3 separate regions of the Homo sapiens genome follow, and all the other regions are linked to region 2. The links are chromatin loops, found by intact Hi-C in ENCODE. Cell type or tissue: natural killer cell. All regions are shown on one strand. Each heading gives the region's core, and the rest is flanking DNA. Links, peaks and the distances in the headings are about the cores only. Region 1 overlaps LIPC (lipase C, hepatic type). Region 2 overlaps ADAM10 (ADAM metallopeptidase domain 10). Region 3 has its middle 120 kb from the start of LIPC.

Region 1 (8,023 bases), core at 1,741-6,740, 98 kb after region 2:
GGGGCCTGCTCTGCTTTACTTCTCACACCCACAGTCCCCTTCCTATGGTCAGGAGCCACTGGCCAGCAACACAGCAACTCCTGCCTCTGTCCGCCCTCTAGGAATGAGCTGAAAGAAAGGCACCAACAGACAACAAGCAAGTTCCGGATATTCTTTGGAATCATGGGTGGTCCTTGTTTCGCCCTCATCTTAAAGCCCTCCAGACCCCAAACCAGTGTCCTTCTCCCTCCTCCCTTCCTTTTCTAGAATTCCTCATTTATTTTGAGCCTTATAACTCAGTCTTTAAAAATTGCCTTTGTGAAGGCTTTTCTGATCTCAAACTGTTTCCTGTGATATTAATAGGAGTTATGGGGAAAAAGGAGTTTTGTGGCCAAATAAATATGGGAAGTGTCGTATTAAGCGGCATTAATCAGGCTTCCTGCTGGCCCGAGAGAAGAAGCTACTGTGAATTTAATCTCTAGAAGGGGCAGATGGTATACAGCGGCTCTCAACCTCAATTACTTTGAAGCAAGCTGCCCCCGCCCTCCGTATTTCCTTTTTTGGCCAAGCGTTTCTGGGACTGATAGTCCATAGGATGCAACTGAGGAAATTCTGTCTGGGGCAGCTTTCCAGCGGGCTTGTATACTGTTGAGCTGTGCTCACACTCACCTCTGTGTGCTGGGGTTTCGAAGGCTAGTCCTCCCTGCTTTCATGGAGGCAAGGCTTTATGTGTAGGGGAGAGGGCTGAGCGCTTTAAGAGCAGGAAATGAGTTTCTAAATAGGCACATCGAATGGTTTAGACGTTGTGCTCTAGCATCCCAAGGCCAAGGATCTTGTGGAACTACTTTGGGGGCTGCTACAGGAGATGGCAGAGGACACAGAAGTTAAAAGGGTGGGTTCCTGACTGCCCGCCCACCTTGTTTCAACCCAAACAAAATTGCTTTTAGGTTTTAACATTTGCTGCTTGAGATTCTGTTTGTAGGAAGGTTTCCATGGCTGACACACATTCAAAGACCACAAATCTAGACCAATCACTTCAATTAACAGATTAAAAAAAAAACAAAAAAAAAACAGCCCAAAACCTGAGGTGCCGAAAAGCTAAAACAGATATCAATCAATCACATCACTAGATGCTGGATGTAGAGTCCAAGTTTCTGGACCTACCATCTAATGCTCTTTCTACGCACCCTTGCATTTGTTTATTTCCTTCTGACTCGGCCAGTTTCAAAAGAGAAGAATAAAAGATAGCAAGGAGCAAATAGCAGCGAAGATAACGGGATAAATCCACCAAGAAATAGCGGGGGAAAGGTAAAGAGAAATCCCACCTGCCCCCCATCTGATCTGTTTCACTGCAGTTCTTCTTATGCTCCACCTTAAAATGTAAAGAAACGGATGCTAAGAGCAAGGGCTGCTGATGCCAAGAATAACTCCGGAGGAGACACAATACACCACCCCAGTCTCCAGTGAAATGAACTGTTTAATCAAAACTGCGCTATTCTGTAAATATTCAGTCTATTGATGAAGAGCTCTGCAAACAGGGGCAGCTCCTAAGCAAGGCAGAGAGAACCTGGAAGGAACTGAAGAAGACAGAGAAAAATGGCAGATGTGCCTGTCTTGATGGTTGGGGTGGGAGGACTTACATATACACTCTGTGTTCAATGCATGGGAGGTGAGGCAGAGGGGGCAGCAGAGAAATTCAGAGTAACTCTCTTAATCCTTGGCTTTGCCTGACTGGCTAGAAGTGTAGTTCTTTTTTTTCTTTTTTTTTTTTTTGAGACAGAGTCTCTCTGTGTCACCCAGGCTGGAGTGCAGTGGCACAATCTCGGCTCACTGCAAGCTCCGCCTCCCGGGTTCACGCCATTCTCCTGCTTTGGCCTCCCGAGTAGCTGGGACTACAGGCACCTGCCACCACGCTCGGCTAATTTTTTTTTGTATTTTTAGTAGAGAAAGGGTTTCACCATATTAGCCAGGATGGTCTCGATCTCCTGACCTCGTGATCTGCCTGCCTCGGCCTCCTGAAGTTCTGGGATTACAGGCGTGAGCCACTGCGCTTGGCTGAAGTGTAGTTCTGTTAATTATAATGATGCAAATACTTATTGTGCACTTCCTGTATACCCTGTGTAGTTTATTAACTTTTCACAAAATGCTCTAAGGTAACCAGAGTCATCGTCAGGGATGAAACTTAGACAATTTGGTTCTAGAGTCAACATTCTTTTCTTTTCTTTTTCTTTCTTTTTTTTTTTAGGTGACGAATCGTAAGTGTATAGCTCTGTGAGTGTTGTGAGTGTCTATTATGTTTACAACCACCGTAACCACCACCACCATCAAGGCAGAGAACATTTCTATTCTCTGAAACGTGTCTCCAGGCAACACCACCAGCAGATGTAACTGTTCAGACTTCCATCACCGGAGATTAGTTTTGCCTGCTCTTGAACTTCGAGTTAGTAGATTCACACAATAGATGCTCTTTTGGGCCTGGCTCTTCTCACCCAACATTAAGTGAGATTCATCCACGTTGTGGTATGTGCAGAGCCTGCATCTTAACTGCTCTGTTCTGCCTCTCATCACATTAACTAATTCCGTGTTGCCTTCCAGAAATGTTTCCTTGGAAAGTGGATTGGGTTTTGCAGAGCTGACTGAGCCTGAAGGAGTGGAGCGAGAACACAGAAGGTTAAGTTCAGAGGGTGGCCCAGAAGAGAACTTTTTAGATAACTCCCTGGTGCTGCACAATTCTGTCTCTCACGGCCAAGTTTCGTGGTCCCAGACTCACTGGTATCAGCACAAGTTCCTCTTTTGATTTTGTTTCTCCTTTCACAGAACTAACTTAATCACCACTGCTTTCTCAAACACGTGGACAGCATTCTCAGGCATCATTTAGGGCAGTGGTTTTCAACTGAGGGGTAAGTTTGCTCTGCTGTTACCTTCCCCCACCTTGGGGCATTTGGAAACATGGCAACACCTGGAGATAGTTTTGGTTGTCAAAACAGGGGGCAAGGGGAGTTCTACTGGCATTAGTGGGTAGAGGCCAGGGATACTGCTCAACACCCTTCAATGCACAGGACAGCCTCTCACAACAAAGAATTATCCAGCCCCAAATGTTAAGTGTGCTGTGATCAAGAAGTCCTGGTCTAGGGTCAACACAGGAAGTTGGTGGCTGTTCCCTTTTCTGATATAGTAAGAGAGCAGACACAGCGGAATGAATAGAGCTCTTGACCAAGAGTCAGAAGATCTGGGTTCAGGGCCCCACTTTGCACCAACTAGCTGTCTGACCTTGTTGAGATCATTTAACCTCCGCAAGGCTGATTTCCTCGTCTGTCACTTAGGAGCTGTGACGCCTGCCTTTCTTACTTACACGCTTGTTGTCAGAATCACAAGTGAGAATGTCAGTGGAATCTCTTTGAAATGCTTACATGTTATTGTTTTATTTGACTGTGACAGCAAATCAAGCTTATATGGGTGTTTTTGTGTCTAATGTCAATGCAAGAATAGTTTCGGCAGGGTTTCTGTTGCCCTGTGTTCAATTTCCAGGGTCATAGCCTCCTTCTCACATTTGTGTGGGAAAGGAGCTCATATACAAAGGGTGTTTCCTGGAACTGTGGGCAGGGCTTCAAACATCCCTGCAATTCTCTAAGCCTGCAGCTCTCCACACTGAAACTTGTGGTCTAGAAATTCTCTTTTAAATGCTTGTGAGACCTCTGAAGGGGTTCGCTCCAGAAAAGCAGGGCCTTTTTAGCACTGAAAGTTGGATTTTATTTTGCCACATAAGAGACTTAGGGCTGTCGCCCCTCCTGGGTGAAGATATGCAGTGTTATGGCAACATCAGTCTGATAGAACGTTGTTGAGCTCAATGTGCTGTGCCACATAGTGGAGAGAGGGGGCACAATTCTCTCTGAGAGGCAAGAGCCCTGGTGCTGTGCAAGCTGGCACCAAAACAACATTGGGTATTGGTCAAAACCTTGGGGATCTTTGCCTTGTGAATACACAGGAGAGTGAGGTGAGGCAGTTAACAGTTCTACTCAAACACAATTGTTGAAGGGAGACTTAGTAAGGAATAGTGTGGGACATGGATATTTTGTCATCATTAACAACATAAACAGTGTTTGGATTCAAGGGGCAAATTTGCCCTAGACTAAAGGCTGTTCTGGTCCCATCTAACAAAGTTTTAAAGCAAGTCTCAAAAGGGTCAAACTATTTCCAAGTAATTTAACTGCACCCCAGGACAAAGCTGAAGAACATTTAAAATAATGTAGGAATACCCAGCACCAATTAGGTAAAATTCACAATGTCCGGTATCTAGTCAAAAATTACCAGGCATGCAAAGAAGCAGGAAAATACAACCCATAATGAAGAGAAAAATCAATCAATCAAAACCAACCTAGAATTGTTATAGATGGTAAAATTAGTCCACAAGAACATTAAAACAGTTCTTATAACTATATTTCATTTATTCAAGATGGTAGAAGAAAATGTAAGCATGCTAAGAAGAAATATGGGAGATATAAGAAGTCTAAACTGAACTTCTAGAGATTCAAAAATCAATGTCTGAGATATGAAATACATTAGGTGGGATGAATAACAGATTACACATTGCAGAAGAAAAGATTAGTGGACTTGAATTCACAGCAACAGAAACCATCCATTTGAAACACAGAGAATAAAGGCTGAAAATAAATTAACAGAACATCAGGGAGCTGTCGGGCAATTTTAAGAGGCCTCATATATATGTAATTGAAAATTCCAAAGGAGACAAGAAAGGGGACAGAAGAAATGCTTAAAGAAATAATAATGGTGGAAAAATATCTACGTTTGATGAAAGCACTAAATACATAGATCCAAGATGATCAATGATCTCAAAACACAAAAAATATGAGGGAAACTACACCAAGCCACAGAATAATCAAATTGCTGAAAACCAGTGACCAAAAAAAAAAAAAAAAAAAAAAAAAGAAGCTAGAGGTAAAAAGTCAAACTGCATACTCAGTGACAAAGATAAGAATTCAATAGACGTCTTCCCAGAAACGAGGCCTACCAGAAGACAATGGGGCAGCACCTTTAAGGTTCAAGCAAAGATGCGCAGAAAATCCCATTGCCTTGGGCTCCTTGTATGTTGGTAGATGTTGGGATGGAAACTCATCCTCAAAGCCTAGCCAGGTGTCAGCAAGAAACACAGTGCACTAACATGTGGTGGTCAGACGATGATTACAGCCCCGTGTTCGCGCTTATGAGAGAACAGGAAGTGAGATGAAGTAATGGAAAATTTCACAGTGACACTAAGAAGAGATCCGAGTTCTAGAACACACTGAATACATATTTTCCCTCAAAAGTGTCTTTCCTCTATCTGTCCCCAGCTCTGTGAGTGACATCCCCAAGCCATGAACTTTAGGCACCCTTGACCCCTACATTTCTCCTACCCTATTGCCGTTCAGCTCACTGATTTTTCTCAAAAATACCTCCATTTACTTTTTTTCCTCCAGATCTAATTCAGGCCCTCATTATGTCTCACAAACTCCCTATTTGACACTGGGATAGTTGTATTACTCCTCTGCCCCTTTATAGAATAAGGGGATTGGCTGATGATCTCCAAAGGCCCTTTTTGTTTTTTAAAGTATGGGTTTTGGTGATATTTTGAGATATATATATATATATATATGTGTGTGTATATGCAAAGACCTCTTTTATATCACACTAATGAAGCTCGATTCTGATGTGGTTATATCCAGAGAGGAGGAGGTTATGAGTTATGAATGTGCCCTGCACATAGTAGCTGCTCTATGGTATTTGCTGAGTAAAGAAATGAAAGAGTTTAAAGCAAAGCAAACAAAACTCCCATTCTTGCTCCAAATAGCTATGTTCTGCAGAACAGGATCCAGTTTATGGTAGGCTGAATAATGACCACCTCCAAATTTGTCCACATCTGAATCCCCAGAACCTAGAATATGTTACCTTATATGGAAAAGGGACTTTGCAGATGTGATTAAGGTAAGGATCTTGAGAGGGGGAGATTATCCTTGTTTCTTTGAATGGGCCCAATGTAATCACAAGGGTTCTTATAAGAAAGAGGCAAGAGGCTTAGAATCAGAGAGAGAAACTGGAAGATGCTATGCTGCTGGCTTTAAAGATATAGGAAGGAGCCACAAGCCAAGGAACGTAGGTGGCCTCTAGAAGCTGAAAAAGGTGAGGAAACGGATTCTGTCCTCAGAGTCTCCAGAAGAAACACAGTTCTGTTGACACCTTAATTTTAGGACTTTTGACTCCAGAACTGTAAGATAGTGTCAATTTAACTAATTAAATTTGTAGTAATTTGTTAACAGAAGCAATAGGAAACCGATATGCAGCCTTATTTCTGCATTAACTTTTTTTGAGATGGAGTGTCACTCTGTCGTCCAGGCTGGAGTGCTGTGGCACCATCTTGGCTCACCACAACCTCTGCCTCCTGGGTTCAGGCTGTTCTCCTGCCTCAGCCTCCGAAGTAGCTGGGATTACAGGTGTGCACCACCATGCCTGGCTAATTTTTGTATTTTTACTGGAGATGGGGTTTTGCCATGTTTGCCAGGCTGGTCTCAAACTCCTGACCTCAGGTGATCCTCCCGCCTTGGCCTCCCAAAGTGTTGGGATTCCAGACGTGAGCCACTGCACCTGGCCTGCATTAACTTTTTATACTTACTAGGAAAGAGGTTTAACCTTTCTGAGTCTCTGGTCTACTTTCAATCAAATAGCATTAAAAATGTCTTCTATATGAGATAAGGGTATAATGAAATAGTGCATAATCCTATTTGAAATAATATAAAATACTCCTTATAATACCAAATACTACTACTACTTCTACTACTACTGGTACTACTGGTACTGCTAATGCTTTGCAAATGCCTTATAGACATTGTTTGACTTTAATCACTAAACAATCTTATGAAGTAGCGATTGCTATCCACCTTCCACAGATGCTCAGCCAAGACTTAGAAAGGGCGAGAAGCGTGCTCAGCCACACAGCTAGAAAGTGGAGGAGCTGGAATCCCCATTACAAACAGGTGTTCTGGCTCCTTTAGTTATGCTGGCGATGATAAACTTGATGCCAGTGGGGGCTTTTACGATGATGCTTATTACTGTACCACTCTGTTGTCATTCTCTTCTCATGCCTCTTTCCTGTAACAACATCTGATTGCTTCACTCATCATATTCCAGCCTGTCACCAGCTCGTCACGGAAATGATTGAAATGCTACTAATTCTGCATTATGGCCTTCTGGCTGGGTGAACTTGGCAAAGGCTGGGGAGATGTTTGTGTATCTAAGAGCAAATGGCCCCGAGGTTTGGAAACGGAAATGCTCCTCCCACCACACCCAAGAGAAATGTGCATGGTGAGGAGTCCTGGGGTTCTCAGCCCCTTGTGAGTGGAGCCAGGACATAGATGCCAGCTGCCGTGGGGTTTCTCCAGAATTCTCAGCTGCACAACTGTGAACTGAGGGAGTTGCTTTGAGGCAGTGTGGCATACAACACCTTATCCTTTTATTTGAGGGACGTGCTAAAAGTTTAAGTAGTCAGCTTTCCAATCCTCATCCTCCTTCTTTCATTTACCTGTTTCCTCTTCCTTTTTCCTCCCATCACCTTTGATTCTGAATATTTCCCTCTGCTGTTCTGAGGTCTGTTTTTAGGGGGCTGGCTTGGCTAACAGGAGTTAGGACAGAAAGGGCCGGCTCTGCATGAGCTCTGCTTTCTGCAGCCCAGAGCAACGGTTTGCTTTGAAGATTGTTGAGAATATTTGGATTAATAAGATTTGTTCTAATATTTCCCTTCATTTCTGATCATCAAAGTGCTTGGAAGGTTTGAGCTGGTGCAGAGTTTCTTCTAGTTTGTCCTTGGGAGCAAGTGTCTGGAACAGGGTTGATTTAAAAATGTTTTCTGACTGAAGCCTTGTTAATGGGGCAGGCTGCAAATTCACATCAAGGGAGTGTCATCTTTCAAAGCAGCTTCTTGGCAGAAGGGGATGTGGAATATTAGAGAAATCTGAATCTGTTAAGCTTCCATTAAATGAACCCTTGATTCCAGACT
Region 2 (8,023 bases), core at 1,643-6,642:
TTTGTCTACTTTTTAATGAGATTATTTAGTTTTTTGCTGTTGAGTTGAGTTCCTTGTACATTCTATCAGTCCCTAGTCAGATGAATAATTTGAAAATGTTTTCTCCCATTCAGCAGATCGTCTCTTCACTCTGTTGATTGTTTCCTTTTCTGTGCAGAAGCTTTTTAGTGTGTGTAACCCTATTTGCCTATTTTTGCTTTTGTTGTCTGCAGTATTGAGGTCTTACTCAAAAATCTTGGCTCAGATCAATGTCCTGATATCTTTTCCCAATGTTTTCTTTTAGTAGTTTCATCGTTTCAGGTCTTAAATTTCCATCACATTTTGATTTGGTTTATGTATGTGGTGAGACATAGGGGTCTAGTTTCATTTTTCTGCATATAGGTATCCAGTTTTCCCATCACCACTTATTGAAGAGACTGTCCTTTCCCCACTGAATGTTCAAAAATCACCTCGAAAATCAATTGGCTGTAAATATATAGATTTATTTCTGAATTCTCTATTCTGTTTCATTGGTTAATGTGTCTGTTTTTATGTCAGTATCATGCTGTTTTAGTTGCTATAGCTTTGTAGTATATTTTGAAATTAGGTGGTGTGATGCCTCCAGCTTTATTCTTTTGGCTATTGGCTTCTGTGGTTTCATATGACTTATAGGATTGTTTTCTCTTTATCTGTGAAGAATGTCATTGGTATTTGGATAGGCATTACATTGAATCTGTAGATTGCTTTTGGTAGTATGGCCGTTTTCACAGTATTAATTCTTCCAGTCCATGAACATGAAATGTGTTTTTTTTTTTTTTTGACTTGTTCAGTTTCTTTCATCAGTGTTTCATAGTTTTCCTTCTAGAAATTTAATAAACTCACCTCCTTGCGTTTATTAAACTTACTCTTTTTTTTGCAGCTATTATAAATGAGATTGATTTTCTGCTATTTTCTTGTATATAGAAACACAACTGGTTTTTTAATGTTAATTTTGTATCCTGCAACTATTCTGAATTCATTTATCAATTCTAAGAGTTTTCAGTGGAGCTTTAAGGGTTGTCTATATATATAAGATTATGCTGTCTACAAACAGGAACAGTTTGGCTTCCTCCTTTCCAATTTGGATGTCCTTTATTTTCTTCTCTTGCCTAATTGCTCTGGCTCAGACTTCCATTACTATATTGATAACAGTGGTGAGAGTGGACATTCTTGTCTTGTTCTAGTTCTTTTTTTCTTACTTATTTTACCTGGTGATCAGGAAGTATTGTTGGGAAACTTTTTTTTAATTACTGATTCAATCTTGTTACTTGTGATTGATCTGTCCAGGTTTTCTATTCTTATTTCAATCTTGGTAAGTTGTATGTGTCCAGGGATTTATTAATTATCATTCGGTTTTCCCATTTATTGGCATATAGTTTATTGTAATGGTTTCTAATGATTCTTTGTATTTTTGTGGTATCAGTTATAACGTCTCCTTTTTTGTTTCTGATTTTATTTGGATATTTTTTCCTTGTCTAGTTAATGGATTGATGATTTTATCTTTCCAAGAAACCAACTGTTCATTTTGTTGATATATTTTTATTTTATTTTTTTATTTTTTTATTTTTTGAGACGGAGTCTCACTTTTTTCCCCAGGCTGGAGTGCAGTGGTGCAATCTCGGCTCACTGCAAGCTCCGTCTCCTGGATTCACGCCATTCTCCTGCCTCAGCCTCCGGAATAGCTGGGACTACAGGTACCTGCCACCACGCCTGGCTAATTTTTTTGTGTTTTTAGTAGAGACGGGGTTTCACCGTGTTAGCCAGGATGGTCTCAATCTCTTGACCTTGTGATCTGTCCGCCTCGGCCTCCCAAAGTGCTGGGATTATAGACATAAGCCACCGTGCCTGGCCTGATTCTTTGTATTTTTTTAGTCTCAATTTTGTTTATTTCTGCTCTGATCTTCATTATTTCTTTTCTTCTACTAATTTGGGGTTTGGTTCGTTCTTGCTTTTTCCTGATTCGTTGAGGTGCATTGTTAGGTTGTTTATCTTTCTACTTTTTCTATGTAGACATTTATTGCTATAAACTTCCGTCTTAATATTGCTTTAGCTGTATCCCATAGTATTTGGTATGTTGTGTTTTTCTATTTTCAGTTGTTTCAGAGAGCTTTTAAACTTCATTTTTAATTTCTTCATTGACTCATTGGTTGTTCAGAAGCAAGTTGTTTAATTTTTATGTGTTTGTACAGTTTCTAAAGTTCCCCTTGTGATTGATCTCTAGTTTCATTCTGTTGTGTTCAGAAGAGATACTTGATATGATCTCTGTTTTTGAACATCTGTTGATAATTGTTTTATAGCCTAATATGTGGTCTATCCTGGAGAATGTTTCATGTGCTAATGAAAAGAATGTGTATTCTGCCACAGCTGTTGGATGAAATGTTCTGTAAATGTCTGTTAGATCTATTTGGTCTAAAGTATAGTTCTAATCCAGTGTTTCTTGATTTTCTGTCTAGATTATCTGTCCAGTGCTGAGAATGGGCTGTTGAAGTCTCCAACCGTTACTTTATTGGAGTTGATCTCTCTCTTTAGATCTAATAGTATTTGCTTTATGTATCTGGGTGCTCTGGTGTTCGGTGCATATAGATTTAGAATTGTTATATCCCTTTGCTGAATGGAACATTTTATCACTATATAGTGATCTTTTTTGTCTCTTTTCACAGTTTTTTTTTGGAGACAGGGTCTTGCTCTGTCACCCAGGCTTGAGTGCAGTGGCATGATCTCGGCTCACTGCAACCTGCGCCTCCCGGGTTCAAGCGATTCTCCTGCCTCAGCCTCCCTAGTAGCTGGGACTACAGGCATGTACCACCATGCCCAACTAATTTTTGTATTTTTAATAGAGACGGGGTTTTGCCATGTTGGTCAGGCTGGTCTTGAACTCCTGACCTCAGGTGATCTGCCCGCCTCGGCCTCCCAAAGTGCTGGCATTACAAAATGAGCCACTGTGCCTGGCCCTCTTTTCACAGTTTTTGACTTAAAATCTGTTTTATCTGATACAGGTATAGCTAGTCTTGCTTACTTTGTTTCTGGTTGAGTGAAATATCTTCTTCTGTTCCTTTACTTTTAGTCTATATATGTCTTTAGAGGTAAAATGATTTTCTTGTAAGCAGCATATAGGTGGATGTGTCATGTGTTTGGGAGGCCGAGCCGGGAGTTTTGCTTGAGCAGGAGTGCAAGACCAACCTAGGCAACATAGTGAGATCCCATTTCTACAAATAAATGAATACATAAGTAATTTAAAAGCTACAGAGGGAGAAGAGATTAAAATAGGCCCATTCAGCCAGGTTGTGTCTTTTTAAGTAGGGGGATTTCATTGGTGTATATTCATGATTGATATCAGTAGGTGAGGACTTCCTCTTATCATTTTGATAATTATTTTCTGGTTTTTTTTTTTTTTTTTTTTTCTTCAGACGGACTCTTGCTCTGTAGCCCAGGCTCGAGTGCAGTGGTGCAATCTTGGCTCACCACAAGCTCCGCCTCCTGGGTTCACGCCATTCTCCTGCCTCAGGCTCCCTAGTAGCTGGGACTACAGGCGCCTGCCACCACGCCCGGCTAATTTTTTGTGTTTTTAGTAGAGATGGGGTTTCACTGTGTTAGCCAGGATGGTTTCGATCTCCTGACCTCGTGATCTGCCTGCCTCGGCCTCCCAAAGTGCTGGGATTACAGGCGTGAGCCACTGCACCCGGCTGTTTTTGTTTTGTTTTGTTTTGTTTTTGCATATTCTTCTTTCTTTTTTTCTCTCATTTAGCATTGTGGTTTGGTAGTTTTCTGTAGTGGTAACATTTGACTCTTCTTTTTCTCATTTGTATATCACAGTGGCCTGTATTGTACAGCTTTGTGGTAATGGCGGTGTTGGTGTACGTAGGTTGTTAGCATTATAATTCTGTGTGTTTTCACAATGGTGATTATTGGTTTTTTTTGCTTCCAGGTGCAGGAATCCCTTGAGTATTTCTTGTAGGGTCAGTCTAGTGGTGATGAATTTCCTATTTTTGCTTGTGTGGGAAAGACTTTATTTGTCCCTCATTTCTGAAGGTTAGTTTTGCTGGGTATAGACTCTTGGCTGCTAATTTGTAAACTATCCTTCAGAAATGAGGGACAAATAAAGTCTTATAGATTCTTGGCTGCCAATTTGTTTTTTCTTTCAGTACTTTGAACATATTATCCCATTCTCTCCATGCCTGTGAAATTTCTGCTGAGAAATCTGCTGCTAGTCTAATAGATGCTCCCTTATATGTGACTTGATACTTTCCTCTTGCTGTTTTTTTTAGAATTCTCTATGTCCTTGACTTTTGACAATTTGACTATAAATCCTCAAGGAAGACTTCCATTTTCAGCTATTATTTTAATAAATAGGTTTTCTTTTTTTTTTCTTTCTTTTTTCTTTCTTTTTATTTTGAGACAGAGTCTTAACTTCATCACCCAGGCTGGAGTGCAGTGGTACAGTTTGAGCTCACTGCAACCTCTGCCTTCCAAGTTCAAGTGATTCTTGTGCCTCAACCTCCTGAGTAGCTGGTATTACAGGTGCGTGCCACCATGCCCAGCTAGTTTTTTTCGTATTTTTAGTAGAGACGGGGTTTCAAGCTCCTGACAAGTGATCCACCTGCTTTGGCCTCCCAAAGTGTTGGGATTACAGGTGTGAGCCAGTGCACCCCAGCCAAAACAAAGGTTTTCTGTGCCTTTTTAAATCTCTTCTCCTTCTGTAGCTTTTAAGTGATTGATTGATTGGTTGCAGAGATGGGCTTTCACTACATTGCCTAGGTTGATCTTGAACTCCTGGGCTCAAGTGATCCTCCCACCTCAGCCTCCCAAAGTTCTGGCATTACAGGCATGAGTTACTGCACCCAACCTTCTGCAGCTCTTATAATATGAAAATTTATTCACTTGGTGGTGTCCCATAAGTCTTATAGACTTTCTTCCTTTTTTTTTCCTTCCCCTAAATGAGTAATTTCAAACATTCTATCTTGAAGTTCAGAGATTTTCTTTTGCTTGATCAAGTCTGCTGTTGAAGCTGTCTATTATATATTTTTATTTTATTCACTGAATTCTTAAGCCACAGGATTTTTGTTTCTCTTTAATGATATTTATTACTTTTTTGAATTTCTCATTCATATGAATTGTTTTCCTAGTTTCATTGAATTTTTTATCTATATTTTCTTGTGTCTTTTCCCTCAAATCATTATTTTGAATTCCTTTTTAGGCAATTTATTGATTTCCTTTTCTTTGGGACCTGTTGCTAGAGAGTTAATTATGTTCCTTTGGTGGTGTCATATATATTTGTTTTTTCATGTTTCATGAGTCCCTGTGTTCATGTCTGTGTGCCTGTCTGGTGGAACAGTCGTCTCATCTAAATTTTCTAGAGTGACTTTCATGGAGATATACTCTCACCTGTAGCTAGGTCTTAGTGTGCTGGTCGGGAAGGGTGTGGTGCTTCTTTTTCCAGGTAGGTGCAGTGGTATAGTCTCCATGCAGCTTCTTCAGCTGTATTCAACATCATCAATAACTGTAGGCACCTCAGTGGTCTGTGCTGTAGAAGTTTGTGGTAATGGATGCTGGTGGTGTAGGTTGTTAATGTCCTCAGTGGCAACGCCTTTTGGGGCCCTCCTATTCTCATTTTTCCCATAATGGTGAGACTTAGCCAAGGGGATCCCTCTTGGTGTCAGGTCTGACATGGCCTACGAGCACCTGCTGCGGTGCTGGCTTCCAGTTGCGGATGCGTAGAGTAACTGTGGGGCTGGAGTTCTAGGCTCAGGATCTCACAAACCTATTATGGTACTTGTGTCTTGCAGTGCATGTTTACTGTCTGGCAAGATTGAATGTAGGTTGCCTATAGCACCAGGATCTGTGACTCTGGGTTACTCCCTAGCACCTTGGGCCCAGCGGGCCAGTCTGTAGCTGGGATTATACACTTTGTGGGCAGGGTATAGCCCGGGCTTGGGTCCAGGGAAGAGGTGCTCTGGAGATTTGAGCCCAGAGCACAGTGCATGGCAGTAATTTCGGAGCCTGAGCCAATAGGACTCAGTGACGAGTTGGGTCACCGGGGATGGAGGTGGTGGTGAGTCTAGACCCTGGGATGGTGGGGCTTGGTGGTATCCCAAAGTCTGTGAGACCAGGTGCAGCAACAGCAAGTACCTCAGAATGTTCAAGCACAGCTGTCATTTGGGCCCTAGGGGGCAGGGAACAGCACAGTGATGACTACTGTGGGGAGAAGGGTGTCTCAGCAGCTCAGACTCTAGGGGGCTAGTCTAGCTCCAGGGAAGCAGGGTGCTAGAGTTGTTTGGCCTGTAGGCATAGTATCCCAGTTCAGCCACTGATATTTCCCTGGGATGTGAGTTACTGTGTTGGCTTAGCCCTGGAATGCACAGCTCCTCAACTTGGCCAAGGCATTATTACCTGAAGGAGCAATGTGCTGCTTTATCTCATACCCTGCAGGGTGTGACTTTTCTGTGTAGGCCCAGGCACTGTTTCTTTGGGACACACGGCTCCACCAGTGCACTGTTTACTCAGGAGGGCGGTGTGCGGTTTCAGTTTTTTGAAGTTGTATACCAGTAACATACTTATCATTTAAGTGATGAGACTTAGGATTTAAAAATTGGTACTATGTCTAATAATGTGGATCTAATCTAATATCTAATAGTATATAGGGAATAACTAGTGATTTACTTTGTTTAATCACTTAATGTTTCCTCTAGTCCAAGTCAAGGTCCTTGTTGTACAGCACAGTGTGCATTCAAGTCAAAGTCTGAGAAGTGTCGGGATGATTCAGACTGTGCAAGGGAAGGAATATGTAATGGCTTCACAGCTCTCTGCCCAGCATCTGACCCTAAACCAAACTTCACAGACTGTAATAGGCATACACAAGTGTGCATTAATGGGGTAAGCATTTAACTATATGTTTTAAAATTTAATTTTAGAAAACTTGTTTTTCAGAAGAATTATTGATGCTTAAAGCTACATAGTTAAAGTAATTAATCTTGGTCTCTGTTTAAGTAATATTCCCTCACAAAACCATGAATATATTATGTGGCATTCAATTAGCTACTAATTTGTCTTTCATCTTTCCATGTACATGTGGTTGATATTCTCTAGAGAAACATAGTTGTACAACTCGGCATGTGATTTGTCTATAATATTTAAGTTTTATAAAATAATATTTCAGTAGCCTAAATAAAAGAACTCTTTGGTCATCTTCTCTGAATATCAAACCTTCAAAGCTTTTGTGGCTGAATATCACTTTGCTCTACAGGAAAAAAATTTAATTTTTCTTTCTTTATAGAAGAGCCGTAATAACCAACATAAAATCGATCCTCATCTAATCTCTTGCTCTGCTTTTATTTCATTTTTTTAAGTTGCCATTGCTTTAAAAGATTTACTATCTTTCTTGGATTTACTGTTTTTCAAATTTTTTCAAATGTATTTATGTAATTCAGTTTTGATACTCATCTCTGTTTGTTTTTCACTTTCATTTCCATTTAAATATTTTGACATTGGAAGCTCATACTTGCCTGTCTGTTACTATAAAAAATAGGTTTGACTGTATAGGGATTAAACAATTTGTCTTTTATTTTTCTTCTAGCAATGTGCAGGTTCTATCTGTGAGAAATATGGCTTAGAGGAGTGTACGTGTGCCAGTTCTGATGGCAAAGATGATAAAGAATTATGCCATGTATGCTGTATGAAGAAAAGTAAGGCTTTTAAAAACACAAGAGTATAAAATTTGCCTCAAACTATTATTTTCTCCTAAATTTTAAGTGTAAAACTTTGACCTACAGTTTGGCCAGATAATTTCCAGCTAAATCTGTCCTCTTGAGGAGATTATAAATGTAACGTAGCATTGTGTCTCTATTATTATGGTCTCTACAATGTTTTAAAAATGATAAACTAGACAAAACGTTGCCAGCTTTACAGCAGTAATTTACATAAACACTGTTAGACTTTAAGTCATCGTGGACACTGAGTCAAGACTTGCTGGTTGCTTGTTTACATTGTAACATTTAATATGAATTACTGA
Region 3 (8,023 bases), core at 1,161-6,160, 300 kb after region 2:
TTTGTATAGGCCTCATTCCTGGCTCTGTTTATGTTTCCATCTCATTTTCCTTTTGTCTCTTCTTTCTTGCCTACTACTGATTTATATTCCTTTGATATATTTTACCTATTTTTGTGAGTCAACCTAAATTCTTTCTGAAAAAAGGCAAGATACGAATTACAGTTGACCCTTGAACAACATGAAGATTAGGGTACTGACTGACCCCCTGTACCGTCAAAATTCTGCATAAAACTTTTTACTCTCAAAAACTTAACTACAAATAGCCTACTGTTGACCAGAAGCTTTACTGATAACATAGTTGATTAACACATATTTTGTATATAATATATATTATATATTGTAGTCATAATAAAGTAAGCTAGAGAAAAGACAATGTTTCTAAGAAAATCATACAAACAACCATCAGAGAATACTGTAAACACCTCTATGCACATAAACTAGAAAATCTAGAAGAAATGGATAAACTCCTGGACACATACACCCTCCCAAGACCGAACCAGGAAGAAATTGAATCCCTGAATAGACCAATAATGAGTTCTGACATTGAGGCGGTAATAACCTACAAACCAAGAAAAGCCCACGACCAGATGGATTTATAGCTGAACACTTCCAGAGGTATAAAGAAGAGCTGGTACCATTCCTACTGAAACTATTCTGAAAAACTGAAAAGGAGGAATGCCTTCCTAACTCATTCTGTGAGGCCAGCATTATCCTGATACTAAAACCTGGCAGAGATACAACAACAACAAAAAAAAAAAAAAAAAAAAAAAGAAAAAGAAAAAACTTCAGTCCAATATCCTTTATGAACATCAGTGTAAAACTCCTCAGCAAAATACTGGCAAACCAAATCCAGCAGCACATCAAAAAGCTTATCCGCCATGATCAAGTAGGCTTCATCTCTGGATGCAATGCTGGTTCAACATATTCAAATCAATAAATGTGATTCATCACATAAAAAACTAAAGACAAAAACCACATGATTATCTCAATGAACAAAGTAAAGGCCTTGGTAAAATTCAACATCCCTTCATGTTAAAAACTCTCAATAAACTAGGTATTGAAGGAACATACCTCAAAATATTAAGAGCCATTTATGATAAACCCACAACCAATATCATACTGCATGGGCAAAATCTGGAAGCATTCCCCCTGAAAACTAACACAAGACACAATTGTCCTCTTACCAGTCCTATTCAACATAGTATTGGAAGTTCTGGCCAGGACAATCAGGCAAGAGAAAGAAATAAAGCGTATTCAACTAGGAAGAAAGGAAGTCAAACTATCTTTGTTTGCAGATGACATGATCCTATACCTAGAAAGCCCTACTGTCTCAACCCAATTCTTAAGCTGGTAACCAACTTCAGCAAAGTCTCAGGATACAAAATCAATGTGAAAAAATGGCTAGCATTCCTATACGGCAACAACAGGCCAGCCAAGAGCCAAATCATGAATAAAGTCCCTTTCACAACTGCCACAAAAAGAATAAAATACCTAGGAATACAGCTAATGAGGGAAGTGAAGGATCTCTTGAAAGAGAACTACAAACTGCTCAAAGAAATCAGAGATGACACAAACAAATGGAAAAACATTCCATGCTTATGGATAGGAAGAATCAATATCATGAAAATGGCCATACTGCCCAAGGCAATTTATAGATTCTTTGCTATTACCATTAAACTATCATTGACATTCTTCACAGAATTAGAAAAAAAAATTATAAAATCCATGTGGAACCAAAAAGGAGCCTGAAGAGACAAGGCAATCCTAAGCAAAAAGAATAAAGTTGCAGGCATCATGTTACCGACTTCAAACTGTACTTTAGGGATACAGTAACCAAAACAGCATGGTACTGGTACAAGAACAGATACAAAGACCAAAGGAATAGAATAGAGAACCCAGAAATAAGACTGCGCAGCTACAACTATTTGAGCTTCAACAAACCTGACAAAAGCAAGCAATGGGGAAAGGATTCCCTATTTAATAAATGGTGCTGGGAGAATTGGCTAGCCATATACAGAAAATTGAAAGTGGACCCCATCCTTACACCATATACAAAAATCAACTCAGGATGGATTAAAGACTTAAATGTAAAACCCAAACTATAAAAACCCTAGAGACGAAAATCTTGGCAATACCATTCAGGACATAGGCACGGGCAAAGATTTCATGACGAAGATGCCAAAAGCAATCGCAACAAAGCGAAAATTGACAAATGGGATCTAATTACAGATCTTCTCCACAGCAAAAGAAACTATCAACAGAGTAAGCAGACAACCTACAGAATGGGAGAAAATTTTTGCAATCTATGCATCTGACAAAGTTGTAATATCTAGCATCTATAAGGAACTTAAACAAATTTACAAGAAAAAAACAACCCCATTAAAAAGTATGCAAAGAACATGAACAGACACTTCTCAAAAAAGGCACACTTGTGGCCAAAAATATATGAAAAAATGCTCAACATCACTGATCATTAGAGAAATGCAAATCAAAACCACAATGAGATGCCATCTCACACCAGTCAGAATGGCTATTATTGAAAAGTGAAAAACACAGTAGATGCTGGTGAGGTTGTGGAGAAAAAGGAACTCTTACACTGTTGGTGGGAGTGTAAATTAGTTCAACCATTGTGGAAGACTGTGGTGATTTCTCAAAGACCTAGAGGCAGAAATACCATTAGACACAGCAATCCCATTACTGGATATGTACCCAGAGGAATATAAAGCATTCTATTATAAAGATACATGCATGCGTAGGTTCATCACAGCACTATTCACAATAGCAAAGACATGGAATCAATTTAAATGTCCATCAATGATAAACTGGATAAAGAAAATGTGGTACATGTACACCACGGAATACTATGCAGCCATAAAAGGAACGAGATTATGTCCTTTGCAAGGACATGGATGGAGCTGGAGGCCATTATCCTTAGCAAACTAACACAGGAACAGAAAACCAAATATGGCATGTTCTTACCTGTAAGTAGGAGCCTAATGATGAGAACACATGGACACATGGGGTGGGGAACAACATACACTGGGGCCTGTCAGAGGGTGGGAGGTGGGAGAAGGGAGAGGACCAGGAAGAATAGCTAATGAATGCTGGGCTTAATACCTGGATGATGGGATGATCTGTGCAGCAAACCATCATGGCACACTTTTACCTATGTAACAAACCCCCACATCCTACACATTTACCCCTGAACTTAAAACGAAAGTTGGAAATTAAAATCATAAGAGAGAATATATTTACTATTCATTAAGTGCAAGTGAATCACCATAAAGGTCTCCATCTCTGTTGTTTTCACATTGACTAGGCTGAGGAGGAAGACAACGAGGAGAGGTTGGTCTTGCTGTCTTAGGGTTGGCAGAGGCAGAAGAAAATCTTTGTCTAAGTGGAGCCATGCAGTTCAAACCTGTGTTATTGAAGGGCTAATTGTAATTGAGAAAATTACTCTTAAAAGAGTATTTTCTGGCTGTTTTGAGTGGTGCTTTTTAGCAGTAAATTTGGTGAGAGGGTACTTTTCCTCTGAAGGACATGCTTCCTTTTGTCAACTGCTTCCACTCACATTCTGAGAGTCAACAGTGAGACTTTTCAAAGCTGCTCACAACAATATAATTTGTTACCCTTTTAAAAACCTTTTCCTTCCTGCACGTTTCCTGCCTTCATCATGGCACTTCTAACTTCCTGCCACCCAAATTTGAAATCTCAGGCTTCAAACTCGTTTCCTCTAGATAACTAGTCATTGATTTTTGCTAATTCTACCCTTAAAGCAGCTTCTACATCCTCTCTCCTCGTTCATTTCCTAGGCCATGACCTAGGCCCAGGTTTTTATCACCTCAGAACCTCACCTGCCCACGATGAGGTCTTTTTACTTTCTATGTATAATTTAGAAACCATCTCATACCAGTGTCAGCTTGTTCTTTCTTGGAGCATTAATCTCATCATCATGTCACCTTTCTTACAAACAACTGGCAGCTCACTATTATACATGACGGATATAATAGCTCACTATTATACACAAGATAATAATAGTAATATTTTGATAAGAGACTTCCTTATTTTATATCTTCATTTGATCCTTGTATCGAGGAGCTATATAGAGAGCCTCATATATATAAAAGGATGTACTATATATGATATATATTCTGCATTATATATTTCCTTAATATATATCCTCATTTGATCCTTATATAGCCCTGTAATGCAGTTATTTATTATTGTTAGCCATTGTCATGGACGCTGTGCCCTGCTGCCTAAATCCTCCTTCAAGATTGCTTGATTTTCTCCCCAGCTGCTGGGAAGGTTGTTCCCTGACAGCTCTCAGTGCATTTTCCTTTCTTGGCTGAAGTAAGACATCTCATTCCAGGTCATGTCCCTCCCCCAGGGAAGCAACATCCAGGGAATGACTGGTTGATGTGGGTCCATAAGGCCTGGCCTTCTCACCCCAGTCTGGGCCACTGTGAAGGGCCATCCTAGCCCCAGAGCTCCCCGTGGGGTCAGCTGAGTCCTTGTTGCCTGTCTGGTAGCCCAGCTTCTCCCTCTGCCCAGCCCTGCTTCCTTGTCTTGCCCCCGCAGTGTGGATCTGCAGAGCATGCCCTAATAAACTTCCCACATGCTAATCTCCATCCCAGTGTCTGCTTCCTAGACGACCCAACCTGTGATACCCACATTTTAACGATGCGGAAACTGAGGTTCAGAGAGATTAAGTGACTTCCCCATCATGGGCTAGAAACAGCACAAGACCCAAATCAGAAGTCCTGGTCCTGCTACTCACTAGCAATGTGGTTTTGTTCACGTGATTTAAGATCTCACCCTCAGTTCCCTCATCTGTAAAATGGGTATCATGTGACCTGACTCACAGGGTTATTGTGAGTTATCTCATGAAGACACGCAGACCCAAGCATCTAGCACAGTGTCTGCCAGAGTGTAGACACCCCACCATCAGGGTCCTCAGCTGGTCAACAGCAGGGGCTGCCCTTGAAGGCTGCTCTCTGACTTTATTGCAGAGGTGCTAATAGAAAAAGAATGTGAGCCACACACGGAATTTAAAATTTTTGAGTAGCCACGTTAAAAAAGTAAAAGAGTTATATTCATACTGTTCTGTAAAAATAAATACATAAAAGGAAAATAAAACAGGTGAAATTAACTTTAGAAATATATTCCATTTAACTCAATATAGCGAACATGTCATCTCAGCATGCAATTAATATAAAAAAAATTGGATATTCTTTTTTTTTTCCCATATTAAGTCTTTGAGATCTGCATGTGCTTTCTCCCCACAGCACATCTCAGCTGAGGCTAGGCACATTTCAAGTGGTCAATGGTGAAGCAATGAATAGCTGAGCTCTAGAGCCTGTGTGCCCTACCTGCCCATCCATCACACAGTGCCTGTTCCCCACCCGTAGGAACAGCTCCGATGATTCAGTCCCCTCCTCACACATCTCGCCAAGTCTCCTTCCTACTTCCCAACAGAAGCCCGTGCCCTCAGCCCCTCTCTCTTCACCTTAACATCTCCTTCCAGATTCCAGGCTGTAGCTCACATGGCTGACTCCACCTATAATATCCCACCCTGAGCTACAAGACATGGGAGCATTAACAACGAAAGCAAAGGAAACAATTCCAACTAGATGGATGAATGGTAAATGCAAGTTTTTTAAAAAACCACAAAATTAAAAGCCAGCTGGGAATGGGAATCACAAATGTGGTAGAGAAGCAGTTAGTGGTCTCAGTCTTTAAAGGGTTTCTACTTTGACAAGAAAAACACTAAAATATCAACGTAGGAAACTGGGTAGGGACATGAACAGACAGTTCACAGATAAGGGAATAAAAATGGCTCACAACATGTGGGTAAATGATCAGCTTTACCAGTGATCACAGAAAGGCAAATAATGACAATAATATACTATTTCCCCTACTGCATCGTGCAAAATTAAGACTAGGACACTACTCAAGGCTGGTAAGGGTGCAGGGAGAAAAGCACAGAGCCCACGCTGTTGATAGGAGTGCATTCCGGAAAGCCTTAAAATATTCATACACTTTACCCAGTAATTCCTCTTCCAGGAATCTTCTAAAGAAATAATCAGAAATGCAGACAAAGACATATGAGCACAGATGTTAATCACACTGTTATTCATTATTGCCAAAGCAACCTACATGCCCAGTACCGTAGAGATGGTATATGATTTACAGATTACCCAAACAATGAAAATCAGGCACCTACTTAAAAACGATGTTGATTAAGATGTTTAATGATATGGAAAAAAATCTATATAAACTTAAAATTATATATTCAATATAATCTCAACTTCATAAACTTTGCAAGAAAAAATGGCTATCTGGTAATTAAAAAGTGTTGGTTGGTTAACTTTGGTTGGTGTGACTTTAGGTGATGGTTATTGTCTTCTTTATACATTTTTAAAGTAAAATGTACATATCAAAACACACACACCTTAACTGTACAATTTTGACAAGTGAATACACCCATGTATCTTATGTCCCTATCATAATATAGACATCTCCATCTGCCCGAAAGTTCCCTTGTGACCTGCTGAATCCCCACCTTCCCTGCAAGGGAAACTCATCATTTCCTTAGATGAGTGTGCTTATTCTAGAACCTCATAGCAATGGACTCATTAAGTATGTATGCTTTGTGTGTATGGCTTGCTCAGCGTTATGTCTATGACTTTTAGATTTTAATTTTCTAAATTTTTCATGTTGTACCTGCCCGACGCCAGGAATTTTTTTTTTTTTTTTTTTTTTTTGAGTTGGAGTCTCGCTCTGTCACCCAAACTGGAATGCAGTGGCACGATCTTGGCTCACTGCAAGCTCCGCCTCCCGGGTTCACGCCATTCTCCTGTCTCAGCCTCCCGAGTAGCTGGGACTACAGGTGCCCGCCACCACGCCCGGCTAATTTTTTGTATTTTTTAAAGTAGAGATGGGGTTTCATCATGTTAGCCAGGATAGTCTCGATCTTCTGACCTCGTGATCTGCCCGCCTCAGCCTCCCAAAGTGCTGGGATTACAGGCGTGAGCCACCGCACCTGGCCTTCCCTTTTTTTTTAGATGTAGTCTTGCTCTGTTGCCCAGGCTAGAGTGCAGTGGCATGATCTTGGCTCACTGCAACCTCCACCTCCTGGGTTCAAGCGATTCTCCTGTCTCAGCCTTCCAAGTAGTTGGGACTACAGGTGCCCGCAACCACGCCCGGCTAATTTTCATATTTTTAGTAGAGACGGGGTTTTGCTATGTTGGCCAGGCTGGCTTCGAACACCTGACTTAAGGTGATCCACCCACCTTGGCCTCCCAAAGTGCTGGGATTACACGAGTGAGCCACCGCACCCGGCCAAGAATTTTTAAAAAGGTTATTTCCTAAAAACAGGAAGCTCATTCTTGGATAGCCCACAACTAATCTATGATTACTCCTTTGAAGCTGCCTCCTTCAAGCCCTCTGCTCCACCGTCCTACTGCGCCGAGCTTCTGTGCGCTGGGAGGCTGGGCTCCTAATCCCGACACATACTGTCTTCTCCTTGTAAGTGCGGTGGTTGGGGAAGTGGCTGTGCTGTGGCACCCTGGAAACCCTGCCCATATCCGCATGCGCCGAGACTTGACCCACAGCAGATCTCAGTCTTGGCAGAATGCCTGCCTGTGGCTCTCCTTGAACACAACAGCACGGGACAATTGCAAAGAGCTGCTACAAGGGCATTTCTCACTCGTTTCCTTACATATACCAAGGAGGCCGTCCTGAGACAGCTGCTCGTCTCCTTGGGTTCTGATGAGATATGAGGCCTTTTGCCTCACCCCTCAAGATGCTGCTGCAGGCCATAAAGCTGCTTAGCTGCAGAGGGCGTTGGCTCCTCTACAATAGGCATCCTGTCATTGGTGCTTCTGACATGTGGCCCCTTTTACTCTGGTGTCACCCTGCACAAGGGCCGCAGGGACCTTGCACTTTTGGCTCCTCCTCCTCTCACTCCACACAGGTGGTGAATGGAGTCTGAAAAGGCTTAGCTGTTTCTTTACCAGCT

Evidence for each region. Peaks named below come from ENCODE experiments on the same cell type or tissue, not always from the same donor. Only the 100,000 strongest peaks of a DNase experiment are listed, where the experiment ranks them.
Region 1: it touches region 2 in a loop (8-fold over the local background); 3 of 110 quality-filtered maps call a loop at or near these places.
Region 3: a loop joins it to region 2, with 2.9 times the contacts of the local background. A loop is called at or near these places in 2 of 110 quality-filtered maps.

What each region holds. Positions count from the first base shown.
Region 1 is chr15:58,513,140-58,521,162 of GRCh38, reverse strand. All of the region lies in intron 1 of LIPC (lipase C, hepatic type), which reads right to left. Among named protein-coding and RNA genes, the nearest start is that of LIPC-AS1, 18 kb to the right of the region's middle. In natural killer cell, for the core only: no CTCF peak of the experiment used is centred there; DNase peaks (open chromatin) are centred at 2,362, 3,272, 3,812 and 5,172; H3K27ac peaks cover 4,209 bases.
Region 2 is chr15:58,610,673-58,618,695 of GRCh38, reverse strand. It overlaps ADAM10 (ADAM metallopeptidase domain 10), which reads left to right. Exons shown (of 16, transcript NM_001110.4): 12 at 6,705-6,888; 13 at 7,589-7,697. Among named protein-coding and RNA genes, the nearest start is that of LIPC-AS1, 120 kb to the right of the region's middle. In natural killer cell, for the core only: no CTCF peak of the experiment used is centred there; a DNase peak (open chromatin) is centred at 3,815; H3K27ac peaks cover 2,435 bases.
Region 3 is chr15:58,310,313-58,318,335 of GRCh38, reverse strand. No RefSeq gene overlaps it. Among named protein-coding and RNA genes, the nearest start is that of LIPC, 120 kb to the left of the region's middle. In natural killer cell, for the core only: no CTCF peak of the experiment used is centred there; DNase peaks (open chromatin) are centred at 3,665 and 4,785; H3K27ac peaks cover 1,902 bases.